Regions from separate parts of the Homo sapiens genome. Here region 1 is linked to region 2. The links are chromatin contacts, found by Hi-C or POLR2A ChIA-PET in ENCODE. All regions are on one chromosome and are shown on one strand. Each heading gives the region's core, a stretch centred on a gene start or an enhancer-like site at or near the end of the contact. The rest is flanking DNA. Distances are from core to core; before and after follow the strand shown.

Region 1 (4,487 bases), core at 1,981-4,480, 87 kb before region 2:
GTGGTTCTGTCTTGTGAGCAGTTTTTAGTTCTGTGGGGTCCACTGGCACAGCATAGGCCAGTGAGGTTTTTCGAGTTCAATGAGCAGCAGCTTAGTTGAGTAGTGATATGTTATTTTGGCATGATAAGCCTACTCCTCTCAGGACCCCTCCAATTTAACAGGAACATGTTGAACAGTTTGAAAATAACACATGTTATTATGATATGAAGCAGTTAAGTACTTTTGGAAATGGCTTTAATTTAATGCCCAGTAAGTAGATAATGCAGGAGGATTATCCTGTATTTTATGCAGTTTGATTTTTCCTCTGTTTGTTGCTATTCACTAAGCTTTAGGTGTATCTGAGTAGAGTAGTATTTTATTTTCAAAACTGTATTTTACTGAATGCTCATGCCTCCCACAATGGAAAGGATGTATGATATAAATCATCCAAAGTAATTTTGGTCAGATAGTACGGAAACAATTTACACTTGGATTGGGAATAATTTATATTTCTTCTACTAAAATCGTTGCGTGATTTCTCCTTTTTAATTTTTTGTTTGTTTTTTTGATTAGGTCAATGTTAAAAGTTAAGGAATGTAAATTATGAAACACCAAAAGAGATGAGTTTGCTGCTGGCAGTATTAATTGCCTACACTGTATTAGCATTCATTATGTGCTAGGCATTCTTCTAAGGACCTTATAAATATTTTCTCACTAACCCTTTTAACAATTGTAAGGTGGGTACTGTTATTTTCTTTACTTCACAGTTGAGAAAACTTGGGCCCAGAGAGGTTAAGTAAATTGCCCAAAGTCACACAGTAAGAAAGTAGTAGAACTAGGCTGGGCATGGTGGCTCACGCCTGTAATCCCAGCACTTTGGGAGGCTGAGGCAGGTGGATCACCTGAGGTCAGGAGTTCGAGACCACCCTGGCCAACATGGCAAAACTCCATGTCTACAAAATAAAAAAAAATTAGCTGAGTGTGGTGGCGCACGCTTGTAATCCCAGCTACTTTTAATCCCAGCTACTTTGGAGGCTGAAGTGGTAGAATTGCTTGAACCTGGGAGGTGGAGGTTGCAGTGAGCCAAGATCATGCCACTGCACTCCAGACTGGGTGACAGAGTGAGACTCCATCTCAAAATAATAATAATAATAATAATTAATTTTTTAAAAAAGAAAGAAGAAGAACTAGAATTCAAACTTAAGGCATTTGATTCTTAATTCTGCACCCTTAAATTTGTAGCTTAATACAGAAAGGAAATCTATAGCTAAGGAAACTGAGAATTGGAGACAGCAGCTCAGTTGCTCCAGGTGGCACAGTTAATAAGTGGCTGTATCCAGACCAAATCTGTGTGATTCTCTCAGGTTGGGCTGTTTTCTTCATAGCACTTGTTTCAAGAAGGGAGCACTTCCATTTAATGATAAAAACAAAAACAACAACAAAAAAAAACCCTGTTGCTCCCAAAAAAAACAAAACCAAAAAAAACCCAAAAAAACCTGTTGCTCCTTGTGTTTGCTTATGCTTTAAGGCCGGCCCTGCCAAAAGACTAAACATTTCTGCTTCCAAGGTAAAAGGTTTGGTGGCAATAAATCAGTGTACATAGGTGTGCCTCACTGTACATTAGCATTTCCCTGAAAAGGTGTGAGCTTTTTTTTTTTTATTCAATCGTTGTTTGTGCACATTTTGAAGAAGTTTATCTTCCTTTATCATGACTCTTACCAGCTGCCTCCCACATTTCTTTTTTTTTACCTTTGTTTTCCCAGCTTCTCCAAATACTTTTTTTTTTTTTCCTTTTGAGACAGAGTCTCACCCAGGCCGGAGTGCAGCGGCATGGTCTCGGCTCACTGCAGCCTCCGCTTCCCGGGTTCCAGCGATTCTCCTGCCTTAGCCTCCCAGGTGGCTGGAATTACAGGTGCGTGCCACCACGTCCAGCTAATTTTGTATTTTTTAGTAGAGACAGGGTTTCACCACGTTGGCCAGGCTGGTCTCAAACTCCTGACCTCAGGTCATCCACCCGCCTCAGCCTCCCAAAGTGCTAGGATTACAGGCTGAGCCACCGTGCCCGGCCACTTCTTTAAATACTTAATGATCAATAGCACTTCTAGAAAATACTAGCTTGCTATTTAACAAAGGGTCTCGAAATGATCATTTGCGCTATTTACTGATTAAAAAATAGCAATACTTCAACTTTGGGCAGCATCAGGTCTGCTTATTGCCCCAGGTTGGCCATTGGTAATTGTGTTTTCTTCTTCCGTCCCTCCATGTCTGTCACTCTTTAGGCAGATAACTCCCGAGTTGGAGGTTTCCTCCTACATAAAAAGGGATCTGATGTCCTCCTGATATCCTAAAAATCTTTGGTTCTGGAATTGGCGGCTAGCAGAGGCTAGCTCTGTCCTTAACCCGGCCCCTATGACTAGCCTCCCTTCCCCAGGCCAACTAGTGTCAGAAAGAATCAACCAGCAGCACAATAAATAATTGATCTTCAACATGTGCTTCTAATTCAAATAAAGGGCATTTAACCACAGTGAGTATCGCATGTGACTGAAGTATTTTATGTGGAAAGTTGAAGATTTCTGATAACTTGCTGTAAAGAAGTTTTCACAGTGACTAAATCTCCAGGGGCCCTTTCTGTCTCAAGTTCAGGTTACTTAGACAGTGATTAAAGACCTTTCATTGGCCCCTGTGGTAAATGATAGCATAGAGGAAAAAAAAAAAAAAAACAAAAACCAGCATTCTTTGGCTATGTAATTTAGCAAGACTTAATCTATTTGTTTGAGTTTTCATCCATCAGGCTTGCTGAAATACTTTAAATAATTAACCTGTTTCTCTGCAGCCTGAAGCGTCCCCAGAGTTTCCACTCCAGGCCTGAGATGAGTGATTACCCAGCACAGATTGTCTTATTTATTTGGAAGACTCTCCAGCTCAGTCCAGCTGCTTTTTCTTGGGACAGCAGACAGACCCTGGACATGGTATCCTTTTACGTTACAATATTTACAAAGTAGAATAAATCAATGAGACCCAACAGGAAAAGGCCATAGTTTATTTTATTCATTCTATTTTTGTTTTTTCTACCATCCCTGCTAGGTGCTCAGCAACTCAATCTATTGAATTTCAAAACATGTAGAGGTGTCGACATAAGTCTCAAAACTCTGCACAGAGAATCCCAAACCACAAGCTTGGACATTTCCAAGGAAAGAAGCACAGGGTGGCAGGATGAGGCAAGAGGCTGCTTACTCCAAGCCAAATCTCATGACCCAACCGCATAGTCATAAGAGGAGTGCGTTCAGTTGCTTTAGGAAACCAAGAGCAGTGAAAGAAAACACTTGGGAATTTACTGGTAGATAAGGTTTTTCTGATTGAAGAAAAGGTACAAAGTAATGCAGACCAATGATGGTTTCTGGGCAGCATTATGATTATGTCTTTTTAGGAAAATGCCCCTTCTAGGGGACCTCACTTGCTGTCTGCCCACAGATTTATCTGGACTGAATCTCGGTTACTAGTTTTTGCTTTCAAAGACCTCCTATCTAGGGGAACATTTGAAAGGAATTTACCAAGTGCTTCCCTGCTGCATAATCTGTGTGTTCTGTGTTAACACTAACTTGCATTTTGCATGTGGAGCCAGAAGCTCTCTTCTCGGGAGCCTGGGTCATACTGCTCCTTTAAAAATGAAAGTGAGAGAGAGAGAGAGGCCACGCTGATTTTAGAATTGAGTCAGGGCTTTGTGATTTATAGAGTACGCAGGGTGAATAGGCGTGGTTTCTAGATATCCACAGGCAAGTCTTACCTTAAAAGACACAGGACTTTGCACACGCCTTACAGAACATTCAGAACAGAAGAATCAAGGCTTGTAACTGATGAGACTAATAGATAGAATATATTAAACTGAGTAGAATCTGGTGCCTAAAAATTTACATAAAAGTGGCCCAGAGAATCCACTCAGCACATGTCCTGGCCCACTCAGAAATGATGAAATACAAATATTTAAAGAAAAATCTGGATTCCTTTGTGTGTATTAAAAATCCTCTCAAATATTCTAAATGGATGAAGTTTGGTCTTGGTGAGGGATAGAGGGTCTGAGACAGTATTAGCAGTTTTATTTTTTGCCCAAGTTGTACAGTGCCTGCTTTATCCAGGTTTCTGTGGATTTTATGTTGGGGGGAAGAAAGAAGCAAAAGAGCAGTGGGCCTGGTTAATCCTTTTATCAAGGTCACTCCACCACCAGCATCTCAGAGGGATTTCCAGGCCAAAAGCAATCCTTTGTGTGTGTGTCTTACGATAGTGGCATGTCCTCAACTCCTTTGAAAGTATGAGGTCAGGAGTTCGAGACCAGCCTGGCCAACATGGTGAAACGCTGTCTCTACTAAAAATACAAAAATTAGCTGGGTGTGGTGCAGGCCTGTAATCCCAGCTACTGGGGAGGCTGAGGCAGGACAATGGCTTGAACCTAGGAGGCAGAGGTTGCAGTGAGCTGAGATCATGACACTGCACTCTAGCCTGGGCAACAGAGC
Region 2 (4,030 bases), core at 816-3,315:
GCGAGGGCACAGGGCAAACCACTGCCTCCAAAACTGGGTAAGTCAAGAGGTGAATTAAAAAAAAAATCACAGCTTATTAGAACAGAAACCTCCAAGGGAATCAGTTTTGAGTAGGAAAACCTGAGCTGTAATTGATGAATTTCTGGAGGTCAGTGTAAACAAGTCCAAGGATTAAAAACTCCAGGGAGATCCAGTCCTGGAGTAGGTGGTTGAGGGGAGGAGAGACACACTTTTGAATTTTGCCTCCAGGAGTTGCACCAAGTTCTCACAGTAAATATTGGCAAAAAAATTTTAAAAATTAAAAATCCCCTTATGCTTCTGGCAGAGGAAGGGGAAAGGAGGCATTTTGACATACACTAGAGAGCATTCTTGTCTTCTTAATAAGATATCTCATCAGGAGAAACTAGTTAACTAGTTAACTCATATACTGGGAGAAAATTTTTGCCAAAGACCTATCTGATAAAGAACTATTATTCAATTATATACAAAGAACTCTTAAATCTCAACAATAAGAAAACAAACAATCCAATTGAAAAAATAAGCCAAAGACTTAACAGCCTCCTTACCAAAGAAGATATACAGATGGCAAATAAGCATATGAAAAAATACTCCATATCATATGTCATCAGAGAAATGCAAATTTAAGCAATAATTTGATACCACTATATACTTATTAGAATGATCAAAATCCAGAATACTGACATTAAATGCTGGGGAAACTGTGGAGCAACAGGATCTCTGATTTATTGCTGGTGCCAATACAAAATGGTACAGCCACTTTGGAAGACAGATCGGTGGTTTCTTATAAAACTAAACATACTCTGACCATATAATCCTGCAATTGAGCCCCTTGGTATTTACCCAAAGGGGATGAAAACTTACGTCACACAAGAATCTGTACTCAAATGTTTATAGTAGCTTTATTGATAATTTCTAAAAATTCAAAGCAACCAAGATGTCCTTCAGTAGGTGAATGGATAAAAATATCTGTGGTACATCTAGACAATAAAATATTATTAAGCACTAGAAAGAAATGGGCTTTCAAATCATACTAAAAGGTGGAGGAAACTTAAATGCATATTAGTAAGTAAAAGAAACTAATCTGAAAATTCTACGTACTGCGTGACTCCAGCTATATAAGATTTTGGAAAACAGAAGAAAGATCAGTGTTTTCCAGGAGTTAGGGGAAGGGAAGTATGAATAGGCAAAGCACAGGGTAGTTTTAAGGCAGTGAAACAACTCTACATGATACTGTAATAATGGATAGATGTCATTATAAATTTGTCCAAACCCATAGAATGTATAACACCAAGTGTGAATCCTAATGTAAAGTATGGACTTTGACTGATAGTGATATGTCAGTGTAGGTTCATCAGTTATAGCAGATGTACCCCTCTGGTAGGGATGTTTGATAACACGAGATGCTATGTATGTTTGAGGGCAGCAGATATACAGGAAATCTGTGTACCTCCCACTTAATTTTGCTACAAACCTAAAATGGTTCTAAAAACTAAAGACCATCCAAAAAAACAAAAACAAAAAACGAATCATTCATGATGGCTTCTGTACTCAAAGGAAAACAGCAAAAGTGTAAAATGTTAGTGTTATAGATGAATGTTAAATGCATAGGTTGTCAGAGAGACTTTCAAGTGTCATTTCTTCTCTATGAGCTCAGTTTCCTCATGTTTTGAGTGTAGAAGTTGGTTCAAAATGATCTTTAATTGCGACATAGCTCAACCTGAAGCAATTAATTACGAAAATGAATACTCAGAAACAAACGTTATTAATATTTATTCCAAAGACAATACTACAGCCACTATACTTCAGACAGAAGCATCTAGACCAAAGCCGATAGCACTAATTTAATACGATAGAAAAGGAAATCTTCTTTGGTATTATTGCAAAAAATTTAAGTTTTTACTTACCTACTCACAGGCTTAAAGTTTCTTGCTTCAGCACTTTCTTTAAGTTTCTCTTGTTATCTCTGGCTCAGAAAAGTACTTTTTCTGCTCCGGTTAATCTCTGTTATCCCCTTTTATCAGAATCTTGGTCTGATATCCAGTCCAGTTGGTCTCTTAGGACACTTAGATATCTGTGAAATTCTAAAGCTGATATTATGCTGACATAATGTTCAACAAACATTCTCTCCTTCAGCCAAACCACATTATCACCAAATATTTGGGGAGAAACACACATGAGATAGACGCATTCAAGGAAACAACATCAAAGCATCCATTACTTAATCTTTGTCTTGCCCTGGAGATTCACACCCTTTTTCCCAACACAGGCAGCCTCTGAGCTTCAAGTTGACTTATGACTTGACAATGTGGATTTTACAGAGTCCAAGACTCAAGAAGAATCACAGATGATGTCTTCCACATCTTGATACCCCTTAACAAACACATAATGCACATTGCCATTTTACACTCCTGTGAAACTCTTATCCATCTTTTTTGTGCCTCACACAAGTTTCATCAGCAACTCATCTGGAAGTCTTGCCTGCATATCATAGCTGTTAATCATATGCCAACTCTTTGCTCTTAACATACTTTTATTTTACACCTGCAATATTATAATGTAATTACATTTATGCAGGTTTGTGCCTCCTCACAGACTGGAAGAATCTCGATGATAGGACCTATGGCTGAGTCTTTGTCTAAATCCTTCATAGAACCTATTAGAATGTCTGGCAAATAGGAGGTCCAGATAAAATATTTTTAGAGCTATTAAATGCATTAAAATGTGAATTAAGCAACAGATCCCTCTACTTAGAAGAACCTTCAAAGGCTAAGAGGTAATTTGCCTTTAATCCCTCCAGCAATGCTGCATTATCCACCCAGCATTAGCATTGAGCACCTCTATGTATTACTAGTTCTTTTAGTGGTGTAGAAAACCACAAAAATTTATTGAAAAATAGAAAAAAGAATCAGAAAAATGCAGATGCACATTATGTCCCAGGGGATGTGAAGAATGCTCATTATTACACATGTCAACTCTCAGGTTATTTCGTAAGTGTCATTCACTTCTGATCCAAGTTTAAGTAACAGTAATCCAAAATTAAGTAACCAAATTTAAGTATGGGAAATTGACAACATGACTGCAAAATTCAAATAAAAGAATAAATCTATTAGGATGTCTAAGAAAAACATGGGGAATTAGAGTCATGCAAGTGAGTTGAATTATTGGGTGCTAAAGTATTATAAAGTCATAACAAATAAGTCAATGATGAAGAAGCCAGATTATACCGGCAGATACCTCTAAGACTAGGTTTCCCTGAAGCAAATTCTAAAAAGTGGAATAGGAAAATATTTGATAAAGATCACAGTGCCCACTAATGAGAAAGGAATGTATATTCAATAACAATTATTGCAGTAGTTGCCTAGCTATTAATTATTATTATTGGTTTTTTTTTTGAGACAAGAGTCTCCCTTTGTTGCCCAGGCCAGAGTGCAGTGGTGTGATCTTGACTCACTGCAACCTCCACCTCCCAGATTGTTCAAGCAATTCTAGCGCCTCAGCCTCTGGAGAAGCTGGGATTACAAGCACATGCGACCATGCCCGGCTAATTTTTTGTATTTTTATAGAGACAGAGTTTCGCCATGTTGCCCAAGCCGGTCTTGAACACTTGAGCTCAGGCAATCCAACTGCCTTGGCTTCCCAAAGTGCTAGGATTACAGGCATGAGCTACCATGTCCATCCAGTAATTGACTAGCTATTTAGAAAATAAACCAGTTTAGACACTGTCTCTATACTATACACCAAAATAACATCCAAAGAAATTTTTCAAATTAAACCATAATAAAGTTCAAATAAAATAGAGGTAAAAGTGTATTTGATCACCAGATAGGTAGTGACCATTTAAGCGATGACGGAAATGTACCTTCACTACCATTCTCATAGGTAGTATTTATTGAACATTTTCTGTGTGCTAGGTAATGTGTAAAGTGATTTCTTTATATGCTATTCTCATTGGGTTCTCAAAGCAAGAACGTGATGTAGATACTCTTAGTGACTCCATTTTAGCAATGTG

Evidence for each region. Hi-C counts contacts between places; a loop is a spot of excess contacts on that map. ChIA-PET counts read pairs that join two places held with the same protein, here RNA polymerase II (POLR2A). Pooled maps may share reads with other maps.
Region 1: a loop to region 2 is called in a map of gastrocnemius medialis, with 2.7 times the contacts of the local background. The contact joins the enhancer-like site here to the promoter of LINC01028 in region 2. A Hi-C loop is called at or near these places in 4 of 168 maps with a recorded cell type or tissue (endothelial cell of umbilical vein, gastrocnemius medialis, ovary and 1 more) and 9 of 50 pooled maps. POLR2A ChIA-PET finds 5 or more read pairs at or near these places in 3 of 52 experiments (K562, OCI-LY7 and WTC11).

What each region holds. Positions count from the first base shown.
Region 1 is chr17:70,136,759-70,141,245 of GRCh38, reverse strand. LOC105371882 (a long non-coding RNA gene) reads left to right here. Exons shown (of 4, transcript XR_934953.3): 4 at 2,813-3,009. Among named protein-coding and RNA genes, the nearest start is that of KCNJ2-AS1, 30 kb to the left of the region's middle. Within about 2 kb of position 3,230, at least 21 of the 41 ENCODE cell types and tissues checked have a DNase peak (open chromatin) inside an H3K27ac peak, as active enhancers do; they include endothelial cell of umbilical vein, gastrocnemius medialis and ovary, where a contact is called at or near this core.
Region 2 is chr17:70,049,306-70,053,335 of GRCh38, reverse strand. LINC01028 (long intergenic non-protein coding RNA 1028) reads right to left here and starts at 2,065. Exons shown (of 2, transcript NR_104130.1): 1 at 1,926-2,065. All of the region lies in intron 1 of LOC105371881 (a long non-coding RNA gene), which reads left to right.